2 separate regions of the Homo sapiens genome follow, and region 1 is linked to region 2. A link is a contact called in ENCODE Hi-C or POLR2A ChIA-PET data. All regions are on one chromosome and are shown on one strand. Each heading gives the region's core, a stretch centred on a gene start or an enhancer-like site at or near the end of the contact. The rest is flanking DNA. Distances are from core to core; before and after follow the strand shown. Region 1 holds the start of EPHB6 (EPH receptor B6). Region 2 holds the start of PRSS2 (serine protease 2).

Region 1 (5,075 bases), core at 608-3,107, 84 kb after region 2:
CAAGACAAATATAACTAATTACACAAGCCTTGAGCAGCAAAAACTTCATTTCATATTATAGTCACCTAATATGAGGTATATCATGAAATAGAAAAGAAGGCAGATATTTTTACTGTTATGTCAATACAGGATACGTTGCAAATTACTACAGGAATTTCTGGGTTTTATAAAGTAACAACTACGGTTTGGTTTTGTCCATATTTTTATTTTAACATAATCTAGTTATGTGTCTTTTTTTTAAGTTTTCAATATAACCATAGATGTCTAGCAATCAGGCATGTTAATGTATGAGTTACGTAATTCCACACACAATGCAAATTCTGTTTCTTTGCAGAAGTCTTTGAAAGCCTTGGAGATAACCAGAAAATGAAGGAAGCCCTCCACCACTGAGTTTCAGGGCAAAGGGAAGAAACAAGATAAAGTAGAACCGTCAGTACAAGTGGAATTATTAATGACGTCCAAATGCAGTCATTAAATACTATCAGACTTATTTATTGACTCCTGATATTAAGAGTGAACAAACCCCTGGCCAAGTGGGAACTTGCTCGGTAGCCTTTATCTTTCTATCACTCATTCAGTCAATTCATTAAAGCCTGTTTGTCTCTCCCAGGTGACTCTTACTGAGTTTCATTGTTTTGTTTATTGTGTTTGTTGGCTCATAGATCTCTTTCACAATTTTCTTCGGCTTCTGAATGCTCTTTAAGTACCAGTTTTGATCAGCCCATTTGCTTTAATAAACAGGAGAGCAAGATGGGACAGGGCGATACAGGGAGAAAAGGGGGCAAAGGGAATCGCACCGGGTGCTTGTGCTCCCTAGAAAAACCAGCAGGTGGTAGCAACACTTCGTGGCAAGGCCCCAGCCCAGCTCTGTAGGACCCAAACAATAGACCCCAAATCCCCGTCCTCGGCTAGAGAAGGGGTTAGAGGTGGGCGGAAACACTTTTCCTCGCGGCGCCCCCTCGGTTCCTCAACCCTGCCTCCAGGCGCCAGCTGAGAGCACCTTGCACCGCCCCTCCTCACTGCAGGGAGGTTCTCTCCGGAGCGCGGGCGAGGGAGGAGGCACCCAGAGGTGCAGCGACTTGCCCAAGCCATGTCAGAGCCAGGCGTACAGCAGCGCTTCCCCTTTTCAACCCGACTGCCCTGCCCCTTGGGGAGGGTAGATGGAGGGAGGTTCGACTCAGAAGCCCCAACGTTGACCAAGATCCAGACACGAAAAGAGAAAAGAGTTCCCGGCTAGCACGGCGACGCTTTCATACCGAGACGCCCCCCTCTCCCGCTGCCTCGGCTCCCCCTACCACCGCCCGTACTCTCCCAGATTTCTCAGTTTGTCTTTCCCTCCACCCCCTGCTTTTCCTTCCTTCTCTCTTGCTCAGCTCACGCCCACCTTAGTTCCAAGCTGAGTAGGAGCCCCACTGTTTTAGTTCCTAGAGTTAAAGCCGAAGAGGAGGGAGGCGCGAGGGGGTGTGTGCAGGGCTCTGCCCTGCCCTGAACTGCCACGGTCCGCCAGTTGCGCTTCGCTCCGCGGGTGTCCGACCCAAGCCGAGCCCGAGCCCGAGCCCAGGCAGGGGCTTTACAGACAGCCTCTTCCCTTCCCACTTCCTGCAGGCGCCCCACGCGTGCGATCCTCCCGGCCAAGACCCGCGGGAGGAGGCCGCCCCCTTCCCGGCGCACAGGCGGGGCCCCGGGCGCGCCCCGCGTCTCCCCCGCGCGCCGGGGCGGAGGAGCGGGCGCCGCGCACTCACCGCCTAGGCCGGGAGGGCGGGCTCGGCTCCCCGGAAGAAGGGAGTGGGAAGGCGGCCAAAGGGGCTGAAGGGGCGGGCCGGGCCGGCTTGGGAGGGGACGCGGAGGGGGCGGGCCGGGCTGCGTTCGCTCCAGCCGCGGCTCTACAGCAGCGGGCGGCGGGACCCGGGACCCAGCTTGGCGACGGCGATCTCGACGCGGGCCCCCAGGATCTCCCGGCGCCCCACCTCTGGAGCAGCCCCTGCCGCCAGCGTCAGGTCCACCCCGGAATCCCAGGGACTCTCGGCGCCGAACGGACCCGGGCCGGGTGCAACGGGGTCCCCGGACTGGAGAAGACGCGGGTGGCACCGTGCGAGCTCCAGGAGCCCCGGGTCCACTGCGAGGCCTCGGGGGGCGCAGACCTGCAGAGACTGCGGCCAACGGGAAGGTGAGCCCGCGGGGTTAGCAGGCGGCGTTGTGGGGGTCGGGGACAGTATGCTTGGGGACAGAGGAATTAAGGTTTGCAAGAGTAGTGGGGCTCCTCAGCCCCTAGGTGGCTTCCTGAGGGAGTACTGAGGATCCTTCCTCAAGGCCAGAGTGGGGTTCATGAAGGGTGAGGAAACGGTCAACCTGGCTACTCCCCTCTCACTCCACTCTGACCTGGCATCATTGACACCGCATTACCCTTGCTGTTAGGATCCCCCAGTTGCGTTCCCAGACATTCTCCTCTGGCTCTGGCTTGGGAGTCCTAATCTGGGAGGGTCCTCGCAGAGACGGAGCTCCACGCTTGGAACAGGATTGCCACCCCTCTGACTCCAGTGGCATCACTCCAATCCCCTTGGAGCTGGGAGGAGTCAGGAGGCTGACCACACACCTGTCCCCTGCTCCCCACAAGGCACTGTCCCCCCCAGCTCCATGACCACAGTTAAGCCTTGGAGGTGGAAGGAACGCTTGGTTCCTGCTGCCCAGCCATCACCCCCAACGTGCAACCAAATTCTATTGCGTGCTCCTGCCCCAGCTCCACCCTCGCTCTGCTCCCTCCATCTGGGTGCTTGGCCCTGCTTGCCCCACACCCCCACCCACCGATCTTGGCCGTCTGGCACCCTCTCTCCTCCCATCCCTGGGGGAGCTGGCATGGACCCAGCATAGCAATGTTGTAATGTCCCTGGCAGCGCCCATGGAGCGGAGCTGCTGGGTCTGTTCCCAGTTAACCCAGGCCCTCCGCCCGCCAGGGGAACTTGACTGAGGCTCTAGGAGGGGAGATGCTGGTCCTGAGCTGAGAGACCAGTGGGAGGGAGCTGTGTGGGGCTGTTAGTAGACCACAGAAGCTGCCCAAGTAAGGGGCATTGGAGCATTGAGGCTTCTGAGTGCTGCTCAGTGGGGCCACTTGGCTTTTCAGAGCAGTGGGCCTTTTTTCTCAAAGGAAGATTAGCGTGGGGGTGTCTATGTACTTACCTGGTGGCCTCAGAAGGAGGACTTGTTTGGAGTCTATTACTCCATTCAGGGTGCAAAAAGATGGTTGGCAATGACACTGAGTTACCAGAATGCTGGGGAGCAACAGGCTGGGGTGGGCTGAGCATGGGAAAGGCAGGATCCTCCTTCTGGGACGGCTGTTCTGCTATCACTCTGTCCTGAGCCTGGGCCCTAGACCCTGAGTTCCCACTCTAGGTAGAAGGAGGATGGCAGGTTCTGGAGGGTTTGGGAAGCCTCAGGTTTCCCTTTCTTTACCCACTCCTCCCCGCCCCCCACTTGGCTCCCTCTCCCAGCCCAGGTGTTTCTGCAGAAGTACCTCCTGGGGCCAAGAGCAACTCACAGCCAGACTGGGGGTAGAGCAGGGGCCGAAGGTGAGGAAGAAGGGCCCATGGAACCACTCCGGAACCAGCACTGATGTGCATCTTCTGCCACAGGAAAGCAACAGCCCCCATCTACACAGACAGCATCTGCTCCCGCCCACCTCATCTCATACACATTCCCTTACACACTCCACCAGGTAGACACACATCCTCAGGCACTGCTGACGCAGGTGCTACTCCTGGCACTCAGGGGCTTTCTTCCACAACCTTCCACTTACTCATCTCTCAGGCACATTTGCCTCCTGCCTTAACACCCTCCCTTATGCTCTTTTCCAGAGCCACGCATGTCCCCGGTCAGTGCACAGAGTGGCTCATTCTAAGTGGCTGTCTGGCTAGACCTAGACACTGCCTGCATCTTAAAAGCCTCCCCCAGCTCCACAGCCTGGGAGTGGGAGGCACATTTGTCTGAGTCACAGTGCTCTGGGGGACATTCTCAGGGGCTGGAGGCCTCCAGGGACACAGGACTGTCCTCTGCTAGGTAATCTACAAATTGGCTTCTCCAGCCAAGGAAGCAGGGACTAGAAGAGCCGGAGGACAGCCACCTCCTCACTGTCTGTCCTGGATGCCTCCATGAAGCCTGATGATGGGATCCTTCTCAAGGCAGGAGGCCAGAGCACGAAGAGATCTCCAAGGTGGAGATTAAAGGATAGAGGCTTTGGCATTAAACTGAGCAAGGATTATACTGGAATTTCCTGGGCGTTTAACAGCTGTGGAACAGGATAGGGGACAGGGCCTGTGGTACTGACCCCTCCCACACTGACCTGTGTGGCTCACAGGTGTAAGGACCAGCCCAGCAACCACACCAGACATAAAACCTCGAACCGCTTTGCCCTTGGGACTGTTCTGTCCCTGCTGGACTCTGCAGCCTGCTTTGTCTCACTAAATTGTTCCTGTCTGGGCTCGGTTTGGGGCCATGCCCTTTACTATGTGTTCCCAGTGGACAGTCCCCTGGGTTCCCCTCTGTCCCTTCATAGCCTCATCCCTTTGCTTGACATCGTCGAAGAGAAGCATGCATGATGTCAGCAGCGGGACAGTTGGAACTTCTTGGGAGACAAGCTTAAAGACTAGCCAGAGATAACAATTATTTTGGTTTTCTTGTTGGCATTACTTCACTCATTCATTCTCAGCTCCTACTGTATTTCCACCTCTACCTTCTTCTTATAGATGAACATTTCTTGATATTTTGAAACATAGAAGGAAAATGGCATGGGGAGTGAATAAAATGTAAACGTATGCTTATTTGTCTAGGTTTTACAAATATTTTTCTTTTTTGTTTAGATTTTAATTATGAGATTTTACGTTAATTATAAAAATAAGGTATGCTTACTGTAACAAGAAAAATAATTGAATTATGTGTAAGACAAAATTAATGCCCCCACCTACAATCCTTCATTTCTACCTCCCACAGTAACCCATTTTAATGGCCTAATATGTCTTCTGCCTACCTTCCTCCAAGCTTATTTGGCTTACATTATTTAATCTTTAAAAATTCACTTTGTGGAT
Region 2 (4,489 bases), core at 1,434-3,933:
AAGCACTAAACACAAGCCAGAAAGATATCTTAGAGAAGTAGACAAAGAAATCTATAGTTCAGAATGAACAGTACCAAGAATGACATGTCCCCCAAATTGAGCATGGGTAGCTGGATCTGAACCTATCCTACACATCTGAGTCTACAGTATGAGGTAACAGTCTTCACCTATAGCTATCTCCTCTGCCTGTAAGGTCATTCCTTTTTGAAGAAAGCTGACCTCAGACTATACTGTGATCGCTTAAGGAAGAGCACAAAATACTGGAGAAGGCTAGTCTTCAAGCTCTAGATACAGAAAATCCTCAATTCTTGGGTGTTACCTTTCAGAAAAAGAGTCAGAGCTACAAGCCCTGATCCAAAAATCCCTTTTTCCAAAAAAATTCTCCATCTTCTACCAAGGTTCACCTCCCTGTTTAGTGCACACTGGTGTCTATAGTTGCTAGAGCAAGAGTCTCTCCTTATCCTCTAAGGCAGGAGTTCTGTGAAGACCCCATGACAAGGGGACAAAATGAAATAACATGTTCAGCGACAACACAGCAAAACCCCATATTATCAATGCTCTAAAACCTAGCTACCTCAGGCTTGGCCAGTTATTCATGAGCAGAGAGGTGTGTCATCTACATGGCAGTCATGGCCTGGATGGGTCTGGAACTGTGGCAAGGTAAGGCTCTGAGAAAAGGTGCCAGGAGAAAGATGAATTCAATCATCTATTTCTGCCAGGAAGAAAAGCACCAGGAAGGAATCAGATGTACAGTTTGTCCTCTGGGGACCTCTGCCTTGATCCTCAATAAATCTCCTTTTAGATGCCACGTGCAGCAATTCCCACACTTCACAATGCTCTCCATGGCTTCTGTTGGCCTTATGGTCAGCTCTGCCAAGATCTGTATTCTTGGGCAAGACAGAATCCTTCTGAATCTCAGTCTCTTCCTCTATAAATGGAAATAATTTTGCTCCACACAAGTCACCATTAGCACGTTGGTGGGAAGTTAAACTGCGAAACTCAGCATAAACAAAGAGCAATGTACCACTGTTGCTTACGTGAAAACTCCCGTGAAGCAGTCAGGCACCATGCACCATCTAAGCATAGCAGCGTTAGGTATCAGCCTATTAGTGATTAGAGAGGGTACCGGGGAGAGAGGGGGCCTCAGAGCAGTGGGTCTCCTGGCTGTGGGGAAGCTGCCTCAGTGGCCATGCCAGGAGCTGAACCTGAAGGTACTCTGTGTGTCCTCTCAACACCATGGACCCTATTTTGGTATTTTTTTCCAGTTACCTCTGGTTTCCATTTGCTTCCTCCCTCTAGCCCCCTGGCCATGTCCGATTTCTCCAGCAAGTTTCTGAGCTTTTCTCATTTTGCTCACTGTCTCCAGAACATCCCTGCTTCTTTTACCTTTCAAAGAATTCAAACTTGAACTCTGCTCACTCCTGCCCATCACCAACATTAGCTCAGAGTTGATGAGAAGGGAAAGCACCCTCATAAGGAAGCCCCTCCTTTCCTTACATTATTAGACCTGAGCGCAGACAGCATCTCCATCTCCACACTGCTCTGGCCAGGTTATGCCTCAGTCAATTACACGACTGTATCTTAGTACCCTTGGTAGGGCTCAAATCAGGATATTCTCTAGAAAGATTCACTTAGTACTGAGCCAAGTATAATCTCACTACATCTAAAATAGAAAATTCTAGACCCACCCCTCCACATCTTTGTTATTGAACCCAATATGTCACCCATTTACCATGTGCTCAAATCCCTACCTACTGCTGATTCTCAGATCAAATCATAACCCAGATTTACCATGGTCCAAACTCTGACATGTGATCAGGGGCATGTCATTCTGGTTCAGGCTGTCAGCCCCAAGCAGGTGGGTCAGTTTCAATCACCCTGAGTGCAGGTTGCAAGGGCAACCATGAGGCTGCATAAAAAGAACCTATGACAGGATGCACATGAGAGACAAATGTCTTCACATTGAAGAAGGGGAGGAGTGCGCCATTGGTTTTCCATCCTCCAGATGCACTGAGTAAGCTCCTACCTAACCTGTGCCCCCTCCTTCTTCTCATCCCTATGCCGTGGTAGGAGGGAGAGCCATCTTCAAGCCCAGCATCCTATGGAATGCTGAGTCTCTCTTCTCCTTACCCCTTAATGTTGGAATTCTCATTCCCCAAAGCCTTGGATTTGACTTTCCCACTGAGTGACTGGAGAGAAGCATCTTCATATTCACAGGAACAAGCCTTAGTTAGATAAGACTTTGCCCCTCTCCTGGGAGCTCCAGGACACTAAAAAGCCAAGCTTGCTACCAACACTTGCCCTTCCTTAAGTACATTAAATATAACCCCAATAGTAAAATATATTCCTAAACAGCCAGGCCATTCTCCCTCCTTCTAACCCTCATCTCCTCGGCCTAAGAAAGCCCAGCTGTGTGATCTGGGGCTTGGCTTCCCCTGTCTTTCCCATATCAGCATCCTTCCAGGAAACAGCCGGTCTCCCTCTCTGCTCTCAGAAGGCAAGTTTCCTTATCACCTGTGAATCACAAACCCACAGAGTGGCCAAACATACTGATGCAAGACCATAGGAAGGGGAAAGCTGCAGGTGTGTTTGTGCTGGGAGGAGCAGTGACCCTCACCTCACAGACACCTCCTCTCCCCATCCTCGGGAGGTATAAAGACGGGTTCTCCACCAGCAATCAGGCACACTCTACCACCATGAATCTACTTCTGATCCTTACCTTTGTTGCAGCTGCTGGTGAGTTTCACGCCCTGCCTCAGGCCTCAACCAACCCTTCCCTGGCAGACACATGCCCTGCCATTCTTGCCACCTCTCCTCTTTTGACTGTGCTGTGATATTCTATTTCCTCCATCTGGCATTTCTTCTTCCCATCCTCCTTGGGCTCTTTTTAAGCCTCACTTGTTCCACCTTCTCCTTGATTTCACTCCCACCGCTGTTATTCATCCATATCCGAGCTGTGGTTGGAGAAGCTGGGAAGGGAGACCAGGTGGGGCTGGCCCATGAAATGAAGCAGTAGGCTTCAGGCTTGGCTCTGACAGCACCACAATAGCACCACTATAGCTGCTCTTAACCTCGAATGCACCTGGGGAGGTTGAAATTACTCATGCAAGACACTCAACTCTAGAAATTCTCACTTCAATTGTCTGGTGTGCAGCCTGTGTTCTGGGCTTTTAAGCTTCCCAGGTGATTTTTAACATTTCTAGGCATGCAGCCAAGGTTAAGAATTGCTGTTGTTTTGACCAATAATAACGTATACCTTTGTTCTGCAAAAGTGAGCCTGGGGCTTCCCTCAACTCTGCCCTCACTGGGCAGATTTGAGCTGAGGGGGAAACTGGTCATGGCCAAGTCGATGTCGCCAGGGGGTTTTCCTAGCTTGGCCAAAGTAGCCAGACAATCCGGGGCTTAAATAACCAGGTGGAGTACACAGGTGGTGAATAAAAGAGAGAAGACTTCAGTGCTTGAGACAGCCACATCCCAAATCCTATCCCACTGGAAGTATTGTGAGGATATTCCTTGCGTCCTCAGCCTGGTGACCCCAGGAGAGATCTGAACCCCCACAGGGTACCTAGCTACGTGCCCTGCAGACACAGAGACTTGGGAGCCACATCCAGTGATGATCACCAGGGCTGGCAGCGCTCCCCCCCTTGCCTAGCCTCACTGAGCTTGTTAAGGTTTTCTAATTAGCAGGAAGCAGCCACAGGCTGGGAGCGCCACCCCTAACATGCTACTGACTTGCCTTCTCCCTTCCCATCTCCACTCCAGTTGCTGCCCCCTTTGATGATGATGACAAGATCGTTGGGGGCTACATCTGTGAGGAGAATTCTGTCCCCTACCAGGTGTCCTTGAATTCTGGCTACCACTTCTGCGGTGGCTCCCTCATCAGCGAACAGTGGGTGGTGTCAGCAGGTCACTGCTACAAGTCGTAAGTGTGGGGCCCCTGACTGCAAAACTCCCAGCCAGGCTGCCTGGGAGAGCTTGGATTCAGCCCAGGGAAGTACTGAGGTTGGGTAGGACGGACGAGAGAGATGGTGGAAAAGAAAACTTGTTGGCAGCAGCTGACTCTCCAGAGCAGAGAGTGAACACAAGACAGGAAGCCCTCACACCCAGGCAAATCCATGAAACAGCAAGGGTTGTGGTCATAAAAGCAGGCAGGGATGATCTTGGGGTGGTGAGAGCTAGTGAGAAGAGCAGGCTAGTACTTTTGCTGGTTAGCTACACATTAAAGCCACCTAAGAATGAGTACTTAAAAATACTGATCCCTGTGTTCTATCCCAGGGCAATTAACTCAAAATTATCAGGAAGAGGGTGTGAATATCAGTGAGTATTTCACACTCTACCTCTGGTAACTGTAGAGTGTATAGACAGAGCTGAGAACTGCTGCCTACACCAAGAACTCTTAAACCTGAGTATGCATCAGAACTCCCTGCAGGCTTGTTAAGGCACAAATCACTGGGACCCATCCCCAAGGTTCTGATCAGTAGGTGGGGGT

The links. Hi-C counts contacts between places; a loop is a spot of excess contacts on that map. ChIA-PET counts read pairs that join two places held with the same protein, here RNA polymerase II (POLR2A). Pooled maps may share reads with other maps.
Region 1: a loop to region 2 is called in a pooled map, with 2.5 times the contacts of the local background. The contact joins the promoter of EPHB6 here to the promoter of PRSS2 in region 2. A Hi-C loop is called at or near these places in 2 of 168 maps with a recorded cell type or tissue (B cell and PC-9), 6 of 37 single-sample maps with no recorded cell type and 11 of 50 pooled maps. POLR2A ChIA-PET finds 5 or more read pairs at or near these places in 8 of 52 experiments (B cell, CD4-positive, alpha-beta T cell, CD4-positive, alpha-beta memory T cell and 5 more).

What each region holds. Positions count from the first base shown.
Region 1 is chr7:142,853,219-142,858,293 of GRCh38, forward strand. It overlaps EPHB6 (EPH receptor B6), which reads left to right and starts at 1,858. Exons shown (of 20, transcript NM_004445.6): 1 at 1,858-2,167.
Region 2 is chr7:142,768,287-142,772,775 of GRCh38, forward strand. PRSS2 (serine protease 2) reads left to right here and starts at 2,684. Exons shown (of 5, transcript NM_002770.4): 1 at 2,684-2,736; 2 at 3,763-3,922. The coding sequence starts at 2,697. It also overlaps TRB.